3 separate regions of the Homo sapiens genome follow, and all the other regions are linked to region 2. The links are chromatin loops, found by intact Hi-C in ENCODE. Cell type or tissue: right lobe of liver. All regions are shown on one strand.

Region 1 (2,500 bases), 150 kb after region 2:
AATAAAATGTCAATTTTGGCTGGATGATTTAATCCCTCTTTGCTTTTTCCCTACCTATAAAGCAAAGATAAATCTCTCTTGTACTAAAATGTGGTGAGATGCTCCAACAATTTTTTTTTTTTTAAGATGGAGTTTCACTCTTGTCGCCCGGGCTGGAGTGCAATGGCGCGATCTTGGCTCACTGCAACCTCCGCTTCTCAGGTTCAAGTGATTCTCCTGCCTCAGCCTCCCAAGTAGCTAGGATTACAGGCATGTACCACCATGCCCGGCTAATTTTTGTATTTTTAGTAGAGACGGGGTTTCACCATGTTGATCAGGCTGGATGGTCTTGAACTCCTGACCTCGGGTGATCCACCTGCCTTGGCTTCCCTAAGTGCTGGGATTACAGGCGTGAGCCACCACACCCAGCAGCTCCAACAATTTTAAATGGACATTATTTTATAATAGAGATGTTTGATCATTAATAACCCTTTCTTCAAAGAGTGAAATATGCACCTGTGAGCCAGCAAGCCTCACCACAGCCTCTCAGCTCCCCTGTTTGGGGTGTTTGCTTGAAATGGCATTGAGCCAAATGGCTCCACCCCACTCGGTGTCAGTCAGAAGCAAGAGAGGTTCACTGGAGGTTAAGGCCAGGGCGCTTGAGCCCAGGGCTTTTTGGTAACTGTGTTGCAACTATTGAGCCTCCCTTGGAATGATCACTCTACAGTGAAGCCACAGGAAAAGAATGTGAGAGACCTAGGTTCTTCTAGCTGCCAACAAGTGGGTGACACCCAACATGACATAGCTGCTTCTGCCTACATTCTGAAACAGGGAGAGCTGGCTGCTGGCTTCTTGGCAACTGGGTCTGGGTCAAGTCCCAAGTATTTGACAAGACTCACCTGAGACTCCAGTCATCCTGGCAGTGGCAGGCAGGTATGGTGGGGACGGGTGTCAAACCTTCATAAGCAAGCACGCTCAAGACAGTGTCACGGAAGACACAGGAAAACAGAGCCTGTGGATACCAAACAACCGAGAGCTAATCCACAGTCAGTGTGTTCTCTAAGTTTGAGAATCAACTTAGAGAGTAATCAAATGCCATCTTCTGAGCCAGACACTGTCACTAGCACCTGCCACGGCTGCCACGTGTCCAGGTGCTCTGTAATGAGTGCTGTGGGCTGAACCCAAAATCTCATGCAGAAACACCCACCCATTGGCAGTACCACCACTAGAAGGAAAATACGGGGTTTGGAAACAAGATATCTGGGTTCTAGTCCCAAACTTATTGACTATGAGACTGAATTGCGTTATTTGATCTCTCTGGACTTTGTTTCTCCATCTACAAGGTGGGTAGAACCCTGTCTACTTCCAAGGGTTGTTTTAAGAATCAAATGAGCTCAGGTATGTGATCACATTGAGCACTGAATTCTGCCAAAAGAAGGTACATGTCATTATCATCCTGAATAACTACAGTAATTGTTGATCATCTACCATATGCTTGTCTCTATGCCAGATGATGAGGACGTTTTAAAAATATGAGATATAGTTTTTGTCCCTTAAGCAGCTTATGCTACAGTGAGGGAAAATGGGGAGGTGGAAAGTTTAATATTGACCTAGTTCCTGAAATGTGCCTGGCATTGTCTGAGATACTTTTCTTAAACCAAAACAAACACAACCTTTGGTGATAGGAATGATTATCCCGTATCCCACAGCTGAGGAAAGTGAGGCTCAGAGGGTAAGAAACTTTGTCACAGAGCTGGTGGTGAGGGTGGAGATTTTACACTCCCTGCCTCCCACACCAGTTTCTCCGGAGTGGAAAGACTTTCATCTCGCACTGGCACGACCTTGAGACCCCGGGTTCTGATGAACTGGGGGGACAGGTGCTTGGATGTCAGGGTGAAGGCTCTGCCATCATCTTTCAGCCCCCTGAGATGTCCCTTCAATATGGGCTGTTTCATCAGGGCTGAAGTCCCTGAATGTGGGGAATTCCACACATGGATTAGGTAACATGTCCAACCAACAAGGATGTGGAGGAATTGGACAGGGTTCCTACTGCCTAGTCTTTAAAGAAGATGAACGCCATCTGCCAGCGTCTGTCTGCCAGGCATTGTGTGAGTCTTTAAGTACTTTATTCATAGTTAACTCCACGTCTCTTGATGTATTTTCCATGTTTTACAGATAAGAAAAGCAAGGACTGGCAGCGAAGTAGACTAAAGATAAAAATCAGAGGCAGCCCTGGCATGTGAATCTGTATCTGCCTCAGTTCCTCCCTCGGAATTGTGCGGAACTGAGTCAAGTAAAGGCAGAGCCACTTGCGATGAGTGGCTTCACGAAGGACAGCGGAGGTGCTTGGGGAGTCCTCCTACTGGGATGGGAAGGGTTCCTGGAAGAGCTGGCATTTGAAGTTGGCCACTAAAGATGTAACTTGGGTGGCAAGGGAGAGAGGAAAAGCACAGGCAATGCCAGGTGCCTGAGATTCAGGACGCGCTCAGAGAACTCTGTGACAGGGGTGCAGTGACTCTAC
Region 2 (2,500 bases):
GGAATCCAGGCTGCAACCTCTAGGCCCAGAGGCCTGGGTGCCAGGCTCAACACAGTTGCTGCTCGCCCAGTGACCTCACGTGAGACACCTCCTCTCTCTGGGCCTCTGCACCTACTCTGGGTGGTACTATCTGCCATGAGAGTGAGATGGGAAACTCTTCCAAAGAAAGGAGGGCTGGATGCTGGTGAGTTGGCATTATTGGCAAGAGCAGATATGATCAGCCCTGACCATGGGCCAAACACCATTCTGCCCACTTTCTCTGTATCAGTGTGTTTAACCCTCAGGGCGACCCTCAGAGGTGGGCACTGTTCTTATTACCTTTTCACACAAGAGAAAACTGAAGCCCAGAGGACGCAATTGCTGTTAAGACCCCAGGCAGTCTGGCTCCCAGCCTTCTACTGAACCCTCTTGTCACTCTGCCTCTCCAGCCTGAAGCTCTGGAACCGTAATAGGTTCATGGCCTGACCCGTGCAGGAAGTCAATATGCAAGATGCCGCATTGCAGCAGAGAGAGAGGTCTAATCAATGCAGGGCCACCAAGTGAGGAGATGGGAGGAAACCCCCAATCCATCATCTCCCCAGGGAGTTCGGGGCTCGAATTTTTAAGGGTTTTGAAGTGGGTCAAAGTGTGGAGGTCCTTGATTGGTCGAAGAGTGCAGTCACGGGACAAGGAGATGAAGAAACCTCACTGTCACGCGGATTCCGTTCCTCTGTGGGGGTCTTCGAGCTGGTTGGCATCAGCTGTTCTGATGGAATTCAGGATCTGCTTAAGCAATTCTTAAACAAAATTCCTATGATTCTAAGGTCAGAGATCCTATCAATAGGAACCATGGGGATGTGAACTGTCCGTACCTAGGGCTACGTGACTTTTGGTTACAAGGAAGTGGGTCAAAGTACAGCCTGATGAATGCTTAATTATAGCTATATGACTGTCCGCAGTTCTTGTTAACCCTGTGAGGCTGGCTTCAGCTGGGTCTGCACTAGGTTAAGAAAGGGAGAAGAAGGGTGGGGACCTCAGCCCTTCCTTCCTGCCCAGACCACAGCCTGCAAACCTCCTCGGGTCCCCTCTGGCTCCAGGGCTCTCGCTGCAGACAGATCAGAAAGGACTCTGGGTCTGTCCCACCCCAGCCAGGCAGCCCAGAGCCCTCAGAGCAGGTGCTGCCCAAATGTTCCTGGGCATGGTGGGACCTTCTGCTAGGCAGGCTCTTCCTCATAGATTTGGGGGCTGCTTGTTTTAGGTTTAAAACAACCTGAGCTTCCCCCAGCCAAGTCCCTATCTCATTGTGTTGCCGTGGTCTGTTTGCCTGTCTGTCTTGTCCCCTAAACTTTGCACTCTCAGAAACGGGGCTGTGTTCCCTCCTCCCTAGGTCTCCAGCTCAGTGTCTTGCACACAGTGGGTGGTGAACTGACTTGCTCCTAGTTTCCCCTCTAGAGGTGCTGGGATGCAGTGACAACGCGCTTCCAGATCTTGCCACCAGAGGGCAGGAGCGCACAGCAGCCGAGTGTGAGCAGCGCGGCAGAGAGCAGGTCGGGCTGGGTGGGTCCCTGGACATCCAGCCGGCAGGGCAGGGAAGGGCCAGGCGCAGAGGGTAAATGAGGACAGGGCCTTGGGGGAGTCTCTTCATTTCCCATGCCGATTCCAGAGACTTCTTTTCTCTTCCTTCCCTTCCATTCCCCTGCCATCTCTTTTCCACTCCCTCCCCTTCCATGTTGACCAGGGTCCAATTTTGACTTTGTGTGACTTTGGGCCAGAAACCTCTTCTCTCTAAGTTGTAGTTTCCTCGTCTGTAAAATGGGGAAGTAGTGCTACCCAATTCTGGGCAGTTCCCTATCTTCCCTTCCTCAGGCTTTGGGACCCTCTGTAGGGCCACGCTTCTCGGCTCTTAGTGGGGAGCTCCAGACTGTGACCCAGGCAAAGCCAGGGGCCCTTTGAAGTGAGCTGCCTCCTCTGCCCCCTGCCTGGGAGAGGACACCTGCAGGCCTGGCCCTGTGGGGCCAGGTGGGCTGGCAGAGTGGATGGGCTGGGAGCTGTGGCAGCTGTGCCGGGTACACACAGGACATCAGCTGGGCCTGTTCCACTCAAGCATAGATGAGCAGGCAGGCATGAATGAATGAATGAATGAATGAATGAATGAATGAATGAAGAGTGAATGAATGAGTGAATGAATGGGAGAAATTCAGGCATGGCTTCAGAATACTTGTAGCAAAGGGATTTTCATACCCACTGCCAGTGGAACCTGGAAGCCTCCTAAGCCTCTCGGAGCCCAGCTTGAGTGGAGTCCACTGGGGGCTTGTCCTCTTTTTGAAGCCTCTTGTCCCTTTTGGACTCCTCACTGGCAGAAGCCTAAGAGACCCTTAGTCTAAGCTTTCAGGGGGTGAGAGGAGGAGTCTACTAACTGGGAGGGTTTACCCAACATCATTTATTTATTCCTCATCAAACAAACACAACGTAGCCACCCCCTCCGGGACTGTGCCTGTGTCTGTGCTGTGAACATCCCAAG
Region 3 (2,500 bases), 260 kb after region 2:
ATTGGTTGGATGAAACTCCACCAGAGCACAGCTTAGCTGGGGCGAGATGCATGTGAAGGCAGGCAGTGCCAAGATTCCGCTTCCTTTGTTTGCCAAATACTAGAAACACAAGGAAATGCAAGTTACGCTAAATGGCAGTAATACTACCCAACTGCCTTTCTGTTCATTTTGTTTGAAGGAAATTGTTTTGACCAAACAGAAAATTACTTGGAATGGTGTGTTTTACAGTCTACCTAGAAAATAGATGGACAATATTTTTCAACTGTATGAGCACGTAGATAACCGAGAGAATGTGGCCACCTGTGTTCAAGAAGCCACTGATACTGGTTTTTGTTAAACATTGGAAGTTCAGGCAATGGAATAAATGTAGGAACATACAGAATGTTGCACTAATTTGGTAGCCTGGGAATTTTTTTTATTGTGCAGTATGTATTTAAATTTTGTCTATGTTAATTACCAGCATTTACCTTTATTTAAATGATGGTAAGGTGGAATATTGAATAAAATTAGGTTTTGTGTTTTGTTCTTTGTAGTCTGATAAAATCTCCACCTGGTCATTCATTGTGTGTGACTTGATACCTGTTAACTTGCCCCTTAGTATCAGCTGTTACTTGACACAAATGTGTGTGTTATTCAGAGGTTTTCAGTCTGGACACTCCATAGGTGAGTGTCGTGTCTTCGTGAGACAGCACAGTTGTCTCATGTTGTGCATAGTTCATGTTTCCTCACCACCCAGTCCTTTCTCCTGCTCATCAAAATCAGCATACACATTTTTGACTGTACACACTATAAATGGCATCAAATTTGGATATTTTTCTTAATTATGACATGCAAAGTAATGTGAGTCCTGCCAGTATTCTGGTGGATAAGGTCTTTTGAGTATTTGGTTGCTTGTCACAACATTCTCCAAGCAGTGATATTTCTAAAGAGGAGATACATGTTGAAAACGGTTTTAATTTACACTTCCATTTCCTGATTACATTTGGAAATACTTTGTGTAAACCATCCCCCTTCCACCTCCATTTGTCTGTTGAAAGATTTTAAGTTGGAAACAGTTCCTGTCTGAAAACTCTTCTGAGAACCACAAACCTTGTGTATGGATTCGGCATGGAGCCCTCAGCTGGCGGCTCTGGGTGCTGACGGCCGCTGGAGAGGTGGGCTCCCCTCGTGCACTTTATTGCCTGGGCAGTTTTGCTTGATCTTTTGTGACTTTGAGCCTTTTAAGTAGTTTGAATGATAAGACTTAAAATGTTTCATAATTATGTTTTATGTAACAGACTTTGACATTATTTAAACGAGCATGTGTAATGTAACTTTTCTCTTTGAATCATATAAAACTTGATTTTACATTGGATGTGTGTCCTGTGTCATTTAACTGTACCTGGTGGCCTAAGTATACCTAGAGACTTTTTGGAAGAATCTATAAAATTCATTGTGTATTGGCTCAAACTAAACTCTCCTCTTTGTTTTCTGGAGTTTTATTCTGTTTCTTTGGGTTCTTTGGAGGGTTCTTTCTGAAAAAAAATGTGTGAAGCGAGCTGAGTATGGTGGCTCACACCTCTAATCCCAGCACTTTGGGGAGTTGAGGCAGGAGGATTCCTTGAGCCCAGGAATTCGAGGCGGCTGTGAGCTATGATCATACCACTGCACCCTAGCCTGGGCAACAGAGCAAGACGCTGTCTCAAAAAGCCAACATGTGAAGTGGCCACTCTGGCAGTGGGTCTGGTCCAGACAGACCCAGTAGTGTGCCGGGTGACCCTGTGGCCGTCAGTGCTCGTGCCCTTCCTGTGCCAGGGGGTGGCTGCAAAGAGGTAGAATTGAAAGTGGTTTTCCAGCTACTCTGGAAGAAGTGCTTGGAAGTCTTCCATTATTTCCTTCCACCCCTGGCCCAGGATTGCAAAGTACATCATGGAGCCACAGGCTTCACTGTTCCTTCTTTTCCTTCCCAACTCTTAAAACTAAAGGCTGCCATATGTCCTCAGAAAACACAGCCCCTGCCCACCTCAGAAAGTCCGATTTGTCCCCAGGGGGTCCAGACCCTCACCACACAAAAGGTCTGATTACGGAGCCTCCTTCTAGAGGGAAGTATTAGAGCCGCAAGTGTGATTATCCCTCTCGTGGCAACTGACAAGACTTTTCTCCTGCCTCATTATTGCCAGAAAGGAAAAAGGAAAAAAAAAAAAAAAAAGCCACGGATTCTCTCTTCCGTGAGGTGCTTGGCTACACTTCGACAGCCTTATGCTCTCCCATGTGCTCACACGTGCACGAGCGTGCCCCACTGCTGGGAACAGAGAATGCTCTCACGGATCCACCAATCAATGTCAGCAGCAGGTGTCCAGGCAACGTGGGTGAGTGGGGACAAGTGGCCCTAGGTCTTTGGAACAGCAGAGGAAAGTGTCTTAGAAAGGGCTGTCTCAGGGAGGCGCAGGGAACCTGAGCCAACAGCAGCCGAGGGAGGAGGTCCCTTCCTGGGTGAGGCTAGGAGCCCACGGGCCGGTGA

The links. Hi-C counts contacts between places; a loop is a spot of excess contacts. Peaks named below come from ENCODE experiments on the same cell type or tissue, not always from the same donor. Only the 100,000 strongest peaks of a DNase experiment are listed, where the experiment ranks them.
Region 1: it touches region 2 in a loop (2.1-fold over the local background); 26 of 110 quality-filtered maps call a loop at or near these places.
Region 3: it touches region 2 in a loop (2.5-fold over the local background); 97 of 110 quality-filtered maps call a loop at or near these places.

Annotation. Positions count from the first base shown.
Region 1 is chr2:9,943,808-9,946,307 of GRCh38, forward strand. LOC105373422 (a long non-coding RNA gene) reads right to left here. Exons shown (of 3, transcript XR_922784.4): 2 at 879-991. Among named protein-coding and RNA genes, the nearest start is that of GRHL1, 6.6 kb to the right of the region's middle. In right lobe of liver, no CTCF peak of the experiment used is centred here; no DNase peak of the experiment used is centred here.
Region 2 is chr2:9,798,378-9,800,877 of GRCh38, forward strand. No RefSeq gene overlaps it. Among named protein-coding and RNA genes, the nearest start is that of TAF1B, 44 kb to the right of the region's middle. RefSeq lists enhancers at 1,439-2,274, 2,275-2,500 and a silencer at 2,443-2,500. In right lobe of liver, a CTCF peak has its summit at 1,470 (motif pointing right); a DNase peak (open chromatin) is centred at 1,484; H3K27ac peaks cover 155 bases.
Region 3 is chr2:10,053,485-10,055,984 of GRCh38, forward strand. It overlaps KLF11 (KLF transcription factor 11), which reads left to right. Exons shown (of 4, transcript NM_003597.5): 4 at 1-1,352. Among named protein-coding and RNA genes, the nearest start is that of KLF11, 11 kb to the left of the region's middle. In right lobe of liver, no CTCF peak of the experiment used is centred here; no DNase peak of the experiment used is centred here.